Linked DNA regions of Homo sapiens: all the other regions are linked to region 1. Evidence: read pairs that join two places in POLR2A ChIA-PET (ENCODE). Cell type or tissue: CD4-positive, alpha-beta T cell. All regions are shown on one strand. Region 1 holds the start of TEDC1 (tubulin epsilon and delta complex 1). Region 2 holds the start of PACS2 (phosphofurin acidic cluster sorting protein 2). Region 3 overlaps PACS2 (phosphofurin acidic cluster sorting protein 2). Region 4 holds the start of TEX22 (testis expressed 22).

Region 1 (4,000 bases):
TGGGATGGGGGGGTCTCCAAGGAGTCCCGCGCTGGTGGGAGCCCGCCGCTGCCACAGACCCACCTGTCAGCGCTGGCCTCACAGTGGACACACCACTGGGTACCTGTGCCCCTGAGCCAGCCCCTGCCACCTTCAGGACCCCACAGGAGCTGTCCACCCCGCAAGTCAGCCCCCACCAGGATGTGGTGGCAACAGGAGCTGTCTTCCTCCCCCTCCAGTGCCCAGGAGGGAGTGGCTTTCATGGCACAGACCCCATCCCACTGTTCACAGAGCTGGAAGTCCACTGGTAACTTTTGGGAACAGAAAGGCAAATTCTGTGAGCTCTCTGACACCCGTTTCTGCCCACCATTGCCCACCCCACTGGGCTCCCTGCCCAGCCCTGCCCCCTACAAGGACCACCGGGAACCACGGGCTCAGGCTTTGGGTAAGCCAGGGCAGGAAGGCCCACATCCAGCCAAAAGCCTGTGCCAGGCCTCACGGGACGGGCTGCAGGGACTGGCAGCTGGCGGCCTGCAGCACGGGACACAGCCCCTGAGTGGAAGCCCTGTGCCAGCTCTACCTTGCTCAGGAGGGCGCACTGCTCCTGCTGACTGGACACCAGCTGGCGCCACCGGAACCGCAGCTTTCCCATCAGCCACTGCACATGGCGGACATCCACAGGACCCTCTGCTTCCATGTGGGGTGCAGGTGGGCCAGGGCTGGCCAGGGCCTCACACTGGAGAGGGGCAAGGGTCAGGCCCTGCTCCCACCCCACCCTGCCCCCCAGAAAAGGCCAGGATGGAGACGGTAGTGGAGGCACAGCCAAAAACAACGGGTGCTCCCTGCACAGGGAGCCTCCGTGCTTTCAGCTGGGCAGCTGGGTAACCCTTCATGGGACTGCCCTGAGGAGCAAAGCAGACAGAGGGGGCTGACCCAGGCCTGCCCTTGCTCTGGCCCCAGGAGTTGAGACCAGGGCTGGCTCAGCTCACCCTCACCCACACGCACCTGGCACACAGTCATCTCGTCACCCAGAGGCACTCGGGCCTGGGCCAGCATCTGCTCGGGCACAGGTCCTCGGGCCAAGAGCCAGGACAGAGCCAGCAGCAGCTCCCGACTGCCCTGCGAGCCATCCTCAGGTAGTTGTGCCAGTGCCAGCCTCGGGTAGCCCTGGGAGCATAGTGCTGACTTCACCAAGCGGGCTTGGACCTCTAGGACAGAAGACCACCACCTTAGGGGGACCACCCACCTGGAGGTGACACCACCTGGATCCCTCCAGAGACCCCCACAGGTCACTTGAGCAGAAGCTCAAGGCCTAGTTCAGAAGAGATGATAGTGGGAGAGCTAGAACTCAGACCAGGATGAGGAGACCAGGGGCCAACAGGGACGTCCCCAGGGCTTTGTAGGAGCAGAAGCCAGTGCTACCCAAGGGGGTGGAGCTAGGGCCCATCAGGGGGCGTGGCTTACCGGGGAAGGCGGAGTTTTGAGGAGCAAGCGGGGTCAGTGTTGGGTGGGGGCTAGAGCCTGCCGGGGCGGGGCTTACTGGGGAAGGCGGGGCTTTACAGGAGTAGGCGGGGCCAGTGCTACCGGGTGGGCGGGGCCAGGAGCGGGGCTTACCCAGGGCGAGCGATGCCAAGGCGTTGCCCGCAGGGAGTGGCGAGAGCACACGGAAGAGGAGCTGCCAGAGCGCGGAGGTCTGCGGAAAATAAAAAGCGGGCGGTCAGCGGAGCCGGCCCAACTCCCTGCGAGGGCCCGGGACCCCACCCGGCCCGCCTGCCCTCCGCGAGAGCGTCACCGCCTCCGGACGGTCGAACTTGGCGCGGCGGAAGATCTCGGGGCTGGGTCCCGAGGGCAGCGACCGACTCAACGCGGCGATGGCCTCAGGCAGGGCCCCGGCCCGGGCCCCAGCCGCGGGGTCCACCCGCTGCCGCCGCCTCCCCATGCAGCCAGCACCAGCCTCTTTCGGATCGCCCGCCTCCGCCGCGGCCCGGGGCCTGCGTCCAATCACCGCACGGGCCGGGTTTAGTGCGGCGGCTGGGACCTGCGCCCAGTTACCGCTCCGGCTGGAACCTGAGCCCAATCATGGCACGGGCCGGGTCCAGCGCCCAATCACCGCGCCGGCTGGGACCTGCGCCCAATCACCGCGCTGGCCGAGACCTGTACCCAATCACCGCGCTCCCGAGACCTGTACCCAATCACCGCGCTGGCCGGACATGCATCCAATCACTGCGTCGGCAGGGTCCCGCCTTCGTGTCCAAGCCCAATGAACGGTTCCCCTGGAGTTTGAGTGTAGTCTATTCTGTCTCGTGCGGACCCACTTCCGGGCTCCTGGCAGGGCTGTTGATATGGAGAACACCGCAGAGTCCGCCCTTGCAGGCTCAATCGTCACGACACCCGACACCCCGCCTCGCTCAGACCCCACCCATCAGCGCCTCACGCCCCTTGGCAACCTAGCAACCGCCGGGCGGGAGCGCGCAGACTCCGGAAGGCGCCCTGTGGGGCCGCTTACGCAGTCGGAGCGGACGAGCCTCGCCCCATCGCGCCGCCTTCCAGGCTGGGCCGCCAGGAGGCGCCCAGAGCCCGCCGCGCCGCACAGCGCAGACCCCAGCGCGGCCGGCCCCTGGCCCCTGGCGCGAAGTCCCGGGCAGCTCCCCCGCCCCGAACGCGCAGCCGGAGCCCGCGGCAGCCTCCTCAGGCGCTCCCGATCCTCGCCCGCCCGCGGCAGCGCTTCCCTCTGCCGCCGCCACGGAGCAGCCCCGGAGGAAGCCGGCGCATGGAAGCAGCTGCTGCCCGGGCGCCGCTGAGCCGGGCCCGCCTGCACGGGCGGCCCCGAAAGACGCGGGCCGGGAGGAACGTGGGGCTGTCTGCGGGGATGGAAGGTCGGGCTGGCTTCTGGCCAGCGGCGCCTCCGGGCATTCGTGAAGACCCCGGGCAGCGTGTCACCGGGGCTGTTCCCGCGATGCCCCTGCACCTCCCGGGGCTGCGAGGACGGCGGGAGAGGGAAACTCAGTCCTCCCTGGACCCCCAGCCCTGGCTGGACACGCCCACGAGAGGCGCAGCCCGAGGGGTCCCGGCCCCACCTTTCTTCTCGGCCTCCTTCGCCCCCGACCTCCTCTTCCAGGCGGCCCTCCCGGCCCCGCCTCGGGGCCCCCCCCCCAGCAAGCCCCTCCTCTCCCTCCCCGCACGCCCTCCGTCCTTCCCCGCCCGCAGCCTCCTTCCCTCCGGCGCATCGCGATCTCCTTCACGGCGCCAGTAGGAGGACTGCGCTCCTCACCCCGCCCACGCGGGTTTCTTGAAGCTAAGGGGCCTCCTCCTCGGAGCGCCTACTGCACCTGCCGAGCTACAGGGCGGCGGGAGCCAGGGGGATGGGAGCAGGAGGTGGGGAACCGCGGCGCCACAGAACTTGGCAGGAGGCGTGGGGGAGATGGCGGAGCAGCTCTGCGGCCTTGTTCAGCGCTCTCCCAACCCCCGAGCTTGCGGATTTTTCTCTGCACCAGGTGTCGCTGTCTCAAAGATCTCAGTTCCCTCAGCTCCACCCACCACCGTCCAGCCAGAAACCAGCCTCACCTCAGCACCCCCTGCCCCCATCCCATCAAAAGTGCTGTGGCTCCCAGCTCTTGGAATTCCAGGAATCCCCCAATCACCCCCACACACCCCACCCTGCGGGCCACCCTAGACTGCCCCCACAGCACCTGTCGAGCTGAGCCTGCAGCACACCCACCACAGCCCTAAGGCAGGGCCAGACCCCTGGGCTCTTTTAAACCAGTGGGTGTCCGGAGGGGTGGCCTTCTGCCAAGGCCGGTATCTAAGTAGCCAGTGTGGGGAAGAGGGTCTCTGAAGGTGGCCAGTCAGCAGCGGCTGGCTGAGTTGACAAGGGAGTTTCCAGAAGGCCCCCCAGCCCCTGTGCACGGCCGGTACTCAAGTTCCCCACTGGACGCCGGGCCACTGGGTAAGTCCCTGGGCACAGGGTAGATGGCAGATGAGGACGCACATGGGGCAGTGGTGCCTGGGTCAGGGGCAGAGC
Region 2 (4,000 bases), 180 kb after region 1:
CACCAGAGTGGGCTTTCTAGACCCCTGGAGAATAGAGCACAGCTCCACAGGGGGGCTGATAAGGCCCCCGGCCCCTCCTGCCACACGCCCCCACCTCCCTTGGGTTAAAGACTTTGCTGCTCATTCGGAGGGCCCCAGGAAGCTGCTGCAGAGGTTCAGCAAGGGCAGGCTATGTGCTGCAGTGCTGGAGCAGGGGAGCGCCAACAGCCCGCATGAAGGTTCTGGGGCTGTGGGTGAGGCAGTGACTCAGAGGGGCAGACAGGAGAAGGGCTGTGGGGCTGTGGGACCTGACATTGGGGCAATCGCCAAGACCTGGAATGGAGAAGCAGCCAGGCCTGGGGAGATGCTCCTGGCTTTGGCTTTGAGGCCCCAGAGACTTCCCAGAAGAGAGGCAAGCAGGCACATCTGCAGTGCTCGGCCCCAGACCTTGGGCAAATGCTGACCCTTAGGTCTCATATGGACACTGGGTCCTTCGGGAGGCCCCGCCAGGTGCAAGAGTCGTGCCGGGTGGGCATCCTTCCTGTCCACTCAGCAAAACCAAAGCCCCGAGGTCCCAACCCTGCGCTCCAGGAGGGCAAGCCCCACTGTCCAGCGGCTCTGCAACTCCAACACCACGCTCAGAGATGCAGGCTGTGGGAGCCACAGGAAAGCACGGAGAGGCCCACCTGCAGCTGACTAGGGGTGGAACAACTCAATGCCACGTGGGGTCCCCTCCAGGCATACTGGCCACTTCCAGTGCCTGGAAGGTCCGCTCACCCTCCCATCTCCCCAGGGAGAACTCTCACTACCCCCAACCGCCTCCTCTTCTCGCCTGCTGTCTATTCTAGAACCAGAACTTTTCCGGAGAGCGTGTCTCTCTCCTCCTTAGCCTGGGAGCTTCCTGAGCAGGAACTACCAAGTCACGAAGAAATTACAAAAGTTTCAAACTGAGCAGGAGACTCAGGGAAGCTGCAAGTCCAAGGAAGGCTGGGCTATGGCCGGAGGGTAAACCCTGTCCAATCGTTACCGCTGGGCGACCGGGCGCCCCCCTACCAAGTGCAGAACAGCCAGTCTTCCGCAATGGCAAGATCAACTGGGAGGCGCAAATAGCAGTACTGGCTTGGCGACGCCTCTAAATGAGAGACAGCGCCAACCAGGTACCCGCGAGGACGACCCCGCCCCGCAGGACAGGGCATCTCCACCGCGCGCTGGACGGAGGATACAACCGAGTCCTGCGCGCCCCGTGCGCCGGGGGTCGCTCCCAGGCCGAGGTCTGACAGTGTCGCCGAACGCGAAAGGAAGCGTGTGGTACCCGAGAGAGGAAGCACCCTCGTCACCCCGGCCGGCACCGCATTGAGGCAGGTGTGCAGGTGCGGTTGCGGCGAGCCAGGTGAGCGCCGCCCGGGAGCCCCAAGGTCCCGCCGGGTCTGAGCAGCACCGGGTCCTCGGAAGCTGAGCGCGGCCCCCGGTGCTCGGGACCTGGGGGGCTGGGGCCGCGCTTGCCGGAGCTGCGGGGGGGCGGCGGCTGCACGCGTCGAACCGGCGGGCGGGGGCGCGGGGGGCGACCTGGGCTCCGCTGGGGGACCCGGGCCGGGGATGGGGCGCGCAGAGGCCGCGGCCAGGACACCCCCAGCAGGTGCCCGGCGGGAACAAAGCGCGGCGGGCGGCGCGTACCTGGGCACGCAGCTGGGGCTGGAGCCGTCCACCTCCCAGGTGGCGAACAGGTTCATGGGCACGGGCGTGTTGAGCGCGCCGGGCGCGCCGGGGAGGCCGAGGCGGCCTCGCTCGGCCATGGCGCCGGCCCCGCCGCTCCCTCGGCGGCCTGGGGCTGCGGCCGGGCCGCGGACGCGCGGCGGGCGGGCCGGGCGCGCGGAGGGCGGCGGCGCGGTCACATGGCTGCCGGGCGGCGGAGGGGACGGGCCGGGCCCCGGCGTCGGACAGGCCCGCGGGCGGCGACGAGCTGCGGCCGCTCCGCCCCGCCCCGCCCGGCGCCCCGCCCGCGCCCCGCGCGCCCCCGGCCGCCCCGCGCGCGCCCGGCGCCCTCCGACCCGCGCCGGCGCCGCCGATTGGCTGGGCGGGGCGCCAGCTCGCCGCCTCGGGTCCAATCGCCGCCGGCGCAGCGCGCGCCGGAAGTGAGGTGCGCGCGCGCTTCCTCCGGCGGCGCCTCACGGGGCGTCCCCGCCCGCCGGTGCGCGAGAGCGCGCACTCACGCGCCTGCGCACAGACCCCGCCCGGGGCGCCCCGCCCCGCCCCCCGGGAGCCGCGGGCAAGGGCCGGGAGAGTCGTGGGGGTCCACCGGGTCCCGGCCAGCTTCAGGCGCCGCCCCCTAAGGAAAGCTCATCGTCGCCCTGGCGATGCCCACCTCCCCACGCGCGGATTCCCCGGCCTCGACACTTTCCCGCCTCCACCCCGCCATGCCCCGAGTCTCCCCGCCCCCCTGCCCTCGCCGCCCCTTGTCTCCTGCCGACCCCCGCTGGGTTGGCCCGGCTGTGCGGGCCCCGCCCGTCCCCGAGCCCCTCCCTCGCGCCCCCCTGCGTGGGTTCCCCGGGACGCAGGGAGGTGGCAAGGAGGTGGCCGGGCCTGGCGGCGGTCGCGGGGACTCGAAGCCACTCGGGGCGCCAGGCTGCCGAGCTTAGCCTCCAGGGCTCCAGATGACCCCGGGCGCCCTCTTTGCGTCCCAGCATCCTTATTCAGCGCCGCTTTTCAGCGTTGTGCTCAGGACAATGGAGAACAAATGTCTGGGGCCAAGGCTGGCTCCTGGCCCTGGGGTTAACAGTGAACTTGGGGACCCAAGCAAAGAGGAGGCAATGGCTAGAGCCGCTGGGGCCCGACGTGTAGGCTCTGGGGCTCAGGGAGGGTGCTTCCCCCATCTGTTTGGCAGCGGCTGTGGTCCAGCACCAGATGCCAAGCCGAGATTTAGGAAACGGTTTTCTGGCCTCTCTTCTGTTTCCTTGTTTCACAGTTAGTTTACAGTTGCTTTTCTCTTCGCCCTGTGTCTTGTCTACAAGTAGTTTTACTGAAACAAATCCAGCCCGAGCAAATTGACCTGGAGCTGGTTTCTTTCCTGGCCCACGGGGCTTGCCACCCCAGTGCCCCGTCAGCTCCTTCTGCAAAGGCCCTCATGCCGCTGCTTCCTCCGTTGAGAGAGCTCAGCCTCCAGCTGTAACTCCTGTATCTAGAACTGCAAACAGCTGCGACTGCTTAAAGTCAGGGTCCCACTTCGGAGAGAACAAGGGACTCTGTGTTTCCCACGCGCCCCTGGCTCCTCTAAGGTGGTACACTGAGAGCCATGAGGGTCTGTCTGACCTTGGCCAGCTGCTCGGCGGGCAGAGGGCCGGTGGATCTCATACCTTTGAGACAGGGTAGGGGGAGAAGTGACTATGTCCAGAGAGGGGGTAGCCATACCCCAGGAGGACAGGCTGTCTGTGATGGGAGGGCAGGAGACAGGCACCCATTGACCCCAGAACTGAGCGTACGGCGCTGCTGGACCTGGCGAGCGTGCAGTTGCAGTCAGACGGATGGGCCGCCTGACACATGGTGCCTGTGTATGCCAGCGTCTAACCCAGGCAGGGACTACAACTGGGGGTCAAGTGAGGAGATGCGGGGTGACTAAGCCGTGCACAGCAGGGCTTGGCACCAGCTGCCACCATTGAGCGGTGCCCCTCCTCTGTGCCAGGCACCGTTGTGAGCCCTTAAGGGACGTGACAGTTCTGTCCCATCCCAAGTGACAAAAGAGGAGATGGCGGCCTGTGAGGTTATGCAGCTGCCAGGGGTCGGGATATGACCCACACAGTCTGTACCAGAGTGGCCCGAAGAACCCGTATGGTGGGTCTACATCAATGCTTCTGCCAGGCAGGAAAGCAGGGACACGAAACACACCATGTGTCACGCCTGCGACCACGTTTATGTTTGTTTTTAAGGTGGGATGGTGGTGATGGGACTGTGGTCTTCTGTATTTTCCAAGTGCACAGATGTCCCTTGGGTGATCAGAGTAACTTTTTAGCCAGAACTTGTTATTTGC
Region 3 (4,000 bases), 120 kb after region 1:
GGGATTATTGCCACCTTAACAAGACTAAGTTTTCCAATTCATGAACATATGACATCTTTCCACTTATTTATATCTTCTTTCTTTAAAAAATGTTTCATAGTTTCACTGTATGAGTCTTACTCATTTTAAAAATCAGGTTGCTTTTCTTATTGGGTTTTGAAAGTTTTTAATATATCTATTGGATACAAATCTTTACCAGGTATGTTATTTGCAAATATTTTCTGTCAACCTGTGGCTTTTTTCTTTTTTTTTTGAGACGGAGTCTCGCTCTGTCACCCAGGCTGGAGTGCAGTGGCCCCATCTTGGCTTACTGCAAGCTCTGCCTCCTGGTTTCACATCATTCTCCTGCCTCTGCCTCCCAAGTAGCTGGGACTACAGTCGCCTGCCACCACGCCCAGCTAATTTTTTTGTATTTTTAGTAGAGATGGGGTTTCACCATGTTAGCCAGGATGGTCTCGATCTCCTGACCTCGTACTGCCTCGGCCTCCCAAAGTGCTGGGATTACAGGCGTGAGCCACCGCACCTGGCCATCTTTTCATTCTTTTAACAGTACCTTTCAGAAAGCAAATTTCTACTTTTTTTATTGTGTTAAAAATATATAAAACATAATATTTACCATTTTATCTATTTTTAGGTGTACAGTTCAGTGGCATTAGTGCAGGATTTAAGTTCATATTTTTTAAGGCTTAGAATCTAGGTAATTTAAATTTTAGGCTTTTACATTTAGGAATATGATCCAGTCAAGCTGAATTCTGCACATGGTGTGCATTGTCAAGCCTCAGTTTTTTTGCGAAAAGATATTTTCTCCAATGAACTTGGCACCCTTGTTGAAAATCAACTGACTATCCAGGTGTGCCACCTTTTACAATGAAAAATTCAGAAGGCAGCCCTCAGCGGACGCTTTCGCTGTGAGCTGAAGCTGAGGGCTGTAAGGAACAGACTTCACTCTGGTTCCTCCTCACAGGATGGGTCCCAAGCAGAGCCCTGCTCTCCTCCTCACCAGACCCACTGTGTGGCACCTGGGCACAGGGCAGCCTGGATGCCAGTGCTCTGTGGTCAGCCTGGGGGCTGTGAACGTTTGTACCCCCAAAATTCCTACACTGAAACCTGACCACCAAGGTGCTAGAATTAGGAAGTGGGGCCTCTAACAGGTGGTTAGGGCCCGAGAGCTCTGCCCGCTGAATAGGCTCAGGGCCCTGATGAGGGAGGCTTGAGGGAGCTTGTCAGGCCCTCTCACCACACAACACACAGAAGGTGCCCTCTATGGGAAACGGGCCCTCAAGACACCGAGTCTACTGGCACCTTGATCTTGGACTCACAGCCTCCGGAACTGCGAGAAATACACTTTGGTTGTTTATTAATTTCCCAGTCTAAAGTATTTTGTTATAGCAGCATGAACAATCTCAGATGGCTGTAATCCAGGCGGTGACCTCGTCTCACTGTGCATCTCCTGCCCCCTGAGGGTTGCTGTGAAGTCCTGGGCAGGGGGCAGTGCCAGGTGTGGCACTCCTAGTGGCCAAGACACAGGTTCAGAGCTGTGGCGGAGATGGTCTGGTCTTTTCAGGAAAGGGAGTGATGGGTGGAAAATACGGAAAGAGATCCCATCACTCCATTAAAGTACTGTGTTGACCTGCATGAATTTCACACAACGCTGTGCAATTATCCCTATGAAAACGATGTCCTCTCCCTGAACAGCGTCTGTGACGTTGGCCCATCTTTTCACAGTTTGGGTTGTGAGTCTCAGAACCATAATCTGTGTAAGTGAAATGCATTCTGGGACTCAGTTCAGTTGCCCAGGTGAGTGCAGAACCCCACGGTCAAGATTCAACCAAGAACACCCACCCCTGAACCCACAGGCGCTCAGCAGGGCTCAAGGAAGCCCCAGGCCAGGGAGCCGACTTGGCTAAGTCCCATCTTCAGCTGCACTTGGGAATGTTCCAATCCAAGATGCAAACCAAAAGACACAGGGGCCCGATGACCATCCCAGTGGCGGAGCTGCCCTTCCTCTGCGGCCAGTTGGTGATGTTACGCTGTTCCCAGAAATGCTGCCTGCCCCACCGGGCCACAAAGCACCTGTTTCGGCACATGGACCTGACAGCCTCGCTGAGTGTGTGCCCCAGGGGCTGAGCTGGATGCATCCCGAGTATGTTAGGACACAGCGCCATCTACAGGCAGTGTGCTCTCAGGCCGACGGGTGACAACCCTGCTTCAAGGCTGAGACGCTTAAACGCCACCTCTCCACTTCAGGTCCTGAACCCAGGCACGTTTTTCTTCTGACGTTAAAGAAACAACAAAGGCTGGGCGCGGTGGCTCACGCCTGTAATCCCACCACTTTGGGAGGCAGAGGCAGGCAGATCACTTGAGGCCAGGAGTTCAAGACCAGCCTGGCCAACAGGGTGAAACCCTGTTGAACCTGGGAGGCAGAGGTTGCAGTGAGCCGAGATTTGAAGTTTTTTCTTTTGAGACAGGGTCTCGCTCTGTTGCCCAGGCTGAAGTGCAGTGGCTCAATCTCCACTCACTGCAGCCTTGGCCTACTAGGTTTCCTCCCAAGTAGCTGGGACTACAGGTGCACACCACCACCCACAGCTAATTTTTGTATTTTATTGTAGAGATGGGGTTTCACTATGTTGCCCAGGCTGGTCTCAAACTCCTGGGCCCAAGTGATCTGCCTGCCTTGGCCTCCCAAAGTGCTGGGATTACAGGCATGAGCCACTGAGCCCAGCCATGTTTTTCTTTTCGGTATGAAAATTATACAAGCTCATTGTAGAAAATTCAGAGATTAGAGAAAAGCTAAAAGATGAACATTAAAAATCCATGGAATGTCAGTAGTGGGGGGCTGTCAGGTGGGGAGGGGGGGCCCATGTCAATAGTGGGGGGCTGTCAGGTGGGGAGGGGTCCATGGGAACTCTGAACTTTCTGCTCAATTTTGCTGTAAACCTAAAACTGCTCTAAAAACTAAAGTCTATTTATAAAAAAAAAAACACACAAACTAATGGTTACATCCCCCTGAAAATGACTTTCCGACTTCCAGGGTATTCACGACTTCTACTTCAGCAGAGACCCAGCGGGTGACCTGGAGCCCGGGAGGCAGTGCCACTGTCACTGCGCCTCGCAGACTGTGCGATGCTGGCGGGGCCGTGCAGACGGTGAGCGGCAGAACCAGAGGTGGCCCGGAGACAGACCCCAGAGGCCTCCTCCCGACCAGGTGCTGTTGCAGGCGTGGGGGCCGCGAGCAGAAGGCGCGGCGCACTCACCTCGTCGGACACTTTGAACCTCCGCAGCAGCGCTACCACTTTCTGCTTGAAGTTCTGTTGCTGCAAGACAGGCGGTGCAGAGTCAGAGCCGCCGCCAGAGCTGCAGACCCGCCGCTGGAGCCCCTTCCTCAGGCCCAGGCCGCACCCAGGCCCGCCGTGGGAGAGCAGCAAGGCCTCAGCACCAGCCACGCTGATGGATTCGCTCGTGGCTCCCAGAGGCTTCCCAACAGGCCTGAGGTCTGACAGTTCCATTCCTGGCCAAGGGGGACCCGGGGAGGCGTGTGCGGACTCCATGGTTCTTCCAGAAGCCTCTGCAGCCCTTCCCAGGCTCACGGGGCCCTTCCCTCAGCACCCCCTCCCAGGAAAGGCCCTGGCCGACCCCAGAAGGAAGGTGCTGGGCACCCACGTGGGGTGGGCAGGTGGGCGAGTGTGGGGTGGGGCGTGCTCCAAGAGCCTGAGCCCCGTGGGTGCCTCGTGCCACCCTGGACTGCAGAACCTCGGCTCCAGCCACTGGGTGAGCGGGACCCTCAGCCACCCTCTCGGGGACCAACCCTACAAAGGCAGCCCACGCCCTCCCTTCACAACAGTTGGGCCCAAGGGGGCCCTGGAATGGAGGCTCAAGCTGGTGTTCTGCACAGCGGGGGCTGCTCTCCAGGCCAGCAAGACACAGCTTCACCACTTTGGGAGCAGCTTGCCCGTCCCTGGCACCGTCTGCCCACAGCGCCCCCTTGAATGCTGCCAGAGGA
Region 4 (4,000 bases), 93 kb after region 1:
GGGCAGCCCTGGGAACACACGCAGACACGCCTGTGTGCATGGCTCAATGAGCTCCCCACACTGAACTGGCCGCATGACCAGCGCCAGCTGCCAAAGCATTGCCAGTGCCCAGGAGCCCCTGCACCCATCTCGCCACAGCCTAGAGCCATCTCTCAGCCTGGCTTTGAACCTTCCAAAAGTGGAACCACACGAGTGGGGTTCTGGCTTCCTCTGCCCTCAGAGAACGTCCTAAGGCTGAACAGCTATATCCCACCATTCTCACTACTGGGCCTGACACAAGCCTGTAGCTCACTGTCCAGCAGTAGAGAGACCAGGAGATGCTTCCAGTTTGGGGAATCACAGCAGAGCCTCTCCCACTATTTTGTTTTGGTCAACTTTCAGTGACAAATCCTTCTCCTGACAGCTGCCCCACCTGGTTGGGAGGACACCACCCCCCCTGGGGACCTTGCTTTCCCTCCCGCTTCTTGCCACCTTCAGCCTGGGGTGGGAGGCACTGGGGAGAGCTAAGGGAAGTGTGTTGCCTTGCCTCCTTCCTGGCCTTGGAAGACCTCTCTACAGAGCCCAGCGGCCCACGGTTCTGGAAGCAAGAAGGGTGCAGGTCCACCTTGGTGCTCGTCCAGGGCCATGGGGAAGAGAGCCTCCTGAGTCCAGCCATCTGTTTCTCATCAGTCCCCACTCAGCCCTCCCCTGAGGCTGCTCATCACGACCAGCCTGGAGTTTTCAGAGACAGCGGCCTCAGGCGGGCTGGGGACAGGAGAGTAGCCTCGGCCAGGGTTTCCTTCCGCTTACCCAGTCCTGAGTCTGCAGTCCCTGCTGAACGCTGCTCTGGATACTGGGCTGGCCCCAGGCTGCTATCAGGCCCAGTGGGGGCCGCCTGTGCTCTTGGGAGAGGTGCGACTCCAGCTTCTTCCCCCGGGGGGACAGTTTCCTGCTGTCCATCTCTAGCCCTAGTAGGCTGCTTGTCCACACCTCTGAGATCTGGGGGTAGGAGCAGGGGGAGGTGGGGCGGGGCCCACAAGGCCACCCACGTGCCCACCAATACCTGAGTCCCTGGGGGCAGATGGTGGCAGTATCGCGGTCTGCTAGGGTCACCTTCCAGCCAAAGGTCAGGCATCACTGACCCCTCTGGGTGGAGTGGATCCCCCAGCTCCCGCCGCAGCTCTTCTCCACACCAGCCTCCCGAACTGTCCTCTCTGCCCCTGCCGACCCCACCCCGGGAGCCTGGAAAGCCTTCGGCAGCCTGCTGCACGGACTCCACGCCTCTGCCAGCCTTCTCAAACGTTCCAGGGGCATCAGCCCTCAGCCAGCACTGCGGGCACGCTCTCAGGGCCCGGCCTTGCTACGCCCGGGGCGAAGGAAAGGCCCAGAGCTCTTGCCACAGCCCCGCTTCCGACCCTGAGACCTCCCCTCCACGCGGCCCAGGCCTCGCCCCAGGCCCAGCCCGGAGCCCTTACGTGCCCGCCCTCTCCGGTGGGGAGGCGGGGTCTGCGCGGCCGGGGTCCGCGGAGGGACGGGGGAAGAAGGCTCAGGACACACGCTGGAGGCCGTGGGCACTCTGGGGTTCGGCGGGGGGGCGGGGTACACGGGAACGGCGGTCGGAGGTGGGGGGTACGTGGGCACCCGGAGACAGAAGGAGGGACAGACCCGCCGCGGATGGAGAGGCCACAGGGGGCCGCTGGAGTACACCGCGGCTTGAGGGGGCCCAAGGGGCCGGCGCCTCGCTCCAGAACGTCCGCTACGGCAAGCCCCGCCCCCACCGGTTCCGCTTCCGGTCTGCGCCGCGCCTGCGTTCTGGGCTCCGTTGCGGCGGGTGGGGGATGGGCGCGGTCTGGGGGTCCCCGGCGCATATCCGGGTCTATGGCCGCTACCGCCCCACGGGCCCTTCCGGGCGTCGGCCTCCGGGGTCTCCCGAAGCACAGACCTGAACTTGGGGTTTGTCGGCCAGAGCCCCTTTCGGCCCTGCGCCCTTCAAGCGGCGCGATGCCGCTGAGCCCCGGGCCACCTCCGCGCGCGCGGGGCCGCAGGGCTGGGGCGGGGCGACCCAGGACGGGGCGCGCGGGCGGGAGGGAGGCGCTGCTCCGCCGCGTGCTCCCAAGGGGTGGACGGCCGAGAGAATCACACTGCAGGCGGGGGCCGGCCCCTCCAGGTTTATTAGTGTTGCATCAGCACCTTGAAATAGTCCACACGGTCACATACGTGACATTAGAATCCGTTCCCCAAAAAGCTATTTACATTAATCCAGGGTTTCATTAAAAAAAACTAGCAACACATACATCCTAGAAACCAAACAATGCACAATGAACCGCATGGGGGTCTGCAGAAACTACAGTGGTGCTTCTTTGGCCCACAGGGTCAGATTCCAGAGGTGCCCAGCAAGCCCAGCTCTCAGTCCCCTACAGGCCACACACCCGCGGACGGCAGGACAGGTCTCGGGGAGGGGGCGGCCTGGCCCTCGGAAGAAGTGGCCTGGTCATTTTCATGAGGAATTCATTCCCGGAGGAAGGCGAGAGGCACTCAGGTCTTTCCATCTGGGAATGAGGACAGTGTGGCAAGGCTGCCAGTACCCTGCAGAGACACCCCCAGCTCTCACCCAGAGGCCCCTCTCCTGCCCCAGCTCTGGCCGAGGCACTGAACCAGGACACTGGCTTGCATGCCCAGAGACAGTGGCCAAGGGGACCAACATGGAAGAGGAAGGCAGCAGACCAGATTGCAGGGCGGGACTGGCCCACAGCTGGCCTGGGTGAGGGTGGGGTCTGTCTACGTAATAGTGGACAGTGGCCACCAGGCCTGAGGGGTGCCTCGGTGGTGACTGGTGGCTTAACCTTTGAGACTGATGGGGCTGAGCCCTAGCTCTACAAGGGGCTGCCTCCTGTCCTGTGAGGCCAGTCCAGGGCCAGGTTCTCGGGGGGTGTGCACACCTCACACACACATCCCCCGCCCTTACCGCACTGGCTGTCAGATGGCTTTGGTTTCTAGTTGTCCTTGGTGGGACAGAGTGCTCCTCCATGCACCCTCAGAACAGCTCTGTGAGGTAGGCAGGGAAAATGCGACCATCCTGTGTAACCAGTGGGAAAACCGAGGCACAGAGGGCTGGCATGGCCCAGGTCTTGTCTGCCCAACCTCCCTGGTGCTGGGCATGGTGTGGGGGATGGACCGTGGGGCTCCTGGGTGCAGGGCAGACCCACAGCCCAGCAGCAGCAGGGGCACAGGGAGTGCCACCAGAACCCCCAGCTGCTGGATGGAGACTCTGCCCATGTTCTCCCCTTGCGTGGCTAAGGATGGAGCTGTGCAGCCAGATGGGAGGTACGGGGTAGGCAGGAGGGCTCCAGGAAAGGGGCTGCCCACAGCCAGGATGCACTAGGCAGCCTGTGGCCCCTTCCTCTAAAACCTGCTCTGAGGCCAGAAAGCCACAGCAAGGATGTTTCCACCTTCATCTCCCTACTGAGTGTGACCCTTGGGAAAGAAACAGGAAGAGCAGGCAGGACGCGGTGACTCACGCCTGTAATCCCAGCACTTTGGGAGGCCGAGGCGGGTGGATCACTTGAGGTCAGGAGTTCAAGACCAGCCTGGCCAACATGGCAAAACCCCATCTCTACTAAAAATACAAAAAAAATAGCCAGGTGTGGTGGCACACGCCTGTAATCCCAGCTACTCGGGAGGCTGAGGCAGGAGAACTGCTTGAACCTGGGAGACGGAGGCTGCAGTGAGCTGAGATCATGCCACTGCACTCCAGCCTGGGCAACAGAGCAAGACTCCATCTCAAAAAAAAAAAAAAAAAAAAAGAAAAGAAACTGGAGAGCAGAAAAACAGATGCTCTGCAGCCCAGCTTGGGGGCAGCTGAACGAGTCAGTCAGGGTCCCACCTGTTGCCGGGGTCAGAGGCCATCAGCCCGGGGCTCACACCCTCACCGCAGACACTTCTCGGGGCAGAGCCTGAAGCCAGGATTCAATGGGAGACCTTCCTACCCTCTCCCCCACCCTGGGGTGTGCCCCAGGCTCCT

The links. ChIA-PET counts read pairs that join two places held together with the same protein. Peaks named below come from ENCODE experiments on the same cell type or tissue, not always from the same donor. Only the 100,000 strongest peaks of a DNase experiment are listed, where the experiment ranks them.
Region 2: POLR2A ChIA-PET joins it to region 1 with 12 read pairs; 11 of 35 experiments call an interaction of 5 or more read pairs at or near these places.
Region 3: POLR2A ChIA-PET joins it to region 1 with 34 read pairs; 20 of 35 experiments call an interaction of 5 or more read pairs at or near these places.
Region 4: POLR2A ChIA-PET joins it to region 1 with 20 read pairs; 16 of 35 experiments call an interaction of 5 or more read pairs at or near these places.

Annotation. Positions count from the first base shown.
Region 1 is chr14:105,489,294-105,493,293 of GRCh38, reverse strand. TEDC1 (tubulin epsilon and delta complex 1) reads right to left here and starts at 2,048. Exons shown (of 9, transcript NM_001367178.1): 1 at 1,772-2,048; 2 at 1,594-1,672; 3 at 985-1,187; 4 at 560-715. The coding sequence starts at 1,918. RefSeq lists enhancers at 1,225-1,968, 2,143-2,392, 1,969-2,712 and silencers at 1,723-2,092, 2,483-3,112, 3,123-3,172, 3,303-3,432. In CD4-positive, alpha-beta T cell, CTCF peaks have their summits at 2,499 (motif pointing right) and 3,433 (motif pointing right); DNase peaks (open chromatin) are centred at 303, 1,533, 2,383, 3,313 and 1 weaker place; H3K4me3 peaks cover 2,622 bases; H3K27ac peaks cover 2,406 bases.
Region 2 is chr14:105,312,691-105,316,690 of GRCh38, reverse strand. PACS2 (phosphofurin acidic cluster sorting protein 2) reads right to left here and starts at 1,943. Exons shown (of 25, transcript NM_001100913.3): 1 at 1,654-1,943. The coding sequence starts at 1,772. It also overlaps a transcript of BRF1 not described here. RefSeq lists silencers at 1,322-1,401, 1,632-1,721, 1,862-2,391, 2,492-2,581 and an enhancer at 926-1,577. In CD4-positive, alpha-beta T cell, no CTCF peak of the experiment used is centred here; DNase peaks (open chromatin) are centred at 280, 1,310, 1,740 and 2,100; H3K4me3 peaks cover 2,167 bases.
Region 3 is chr14:105,369,155-105,373,154 of GRCh38, reverse strand. PACS2 (phosphofurin acidic cluster sorting protein 2) reads right to left here. Exons shown (of 25, transcript NM_001100913.3): 8 at 3,255-3,314. Among named protein-coding and RNA genes, the nearest start is that of TEX22, 27 kb to the left of the region's middle. RefSeq lists an enhancer at 1,984-2,053 and a silencer at 2,032-2,235. In CD4-positive, alpha-beta T cell, CTCF peaks have their summits at 1,980 and 2,180 (motif pointing left); a DNase peak (open chromatin) is centred at 2,164.
Region 4 is chr14:105,396,280-105,400,279 of GRCh38, reverse strand. PACS2 (phosphofurin acidic cluster sorting protein 2) reads right to left here. Exons shown (of 25, transcript NM_001100913.3): 25 at 2,133-4,000. It overlaps TEX22 (testis expressed 22), which reads right to left and starts at 1,742. Exons shown (of 4, transcript NM_001195082.2): 1 at 1,645-1,742; 2 at 790-978. The coding sequence starts at 939. RefSeq lists enhancers at 631-1,141, 1,142-1,652 and a silencer at 1,320-2,229. In CD4-positive, alpha-beta T cell, no CTCF peak of the experiment used is centred here; a DNase peak (open chromatin) is centred at 1,759; H3K4me3 peaks cover 2,038 bases; H3K27ac peaks cover 1,347 bases.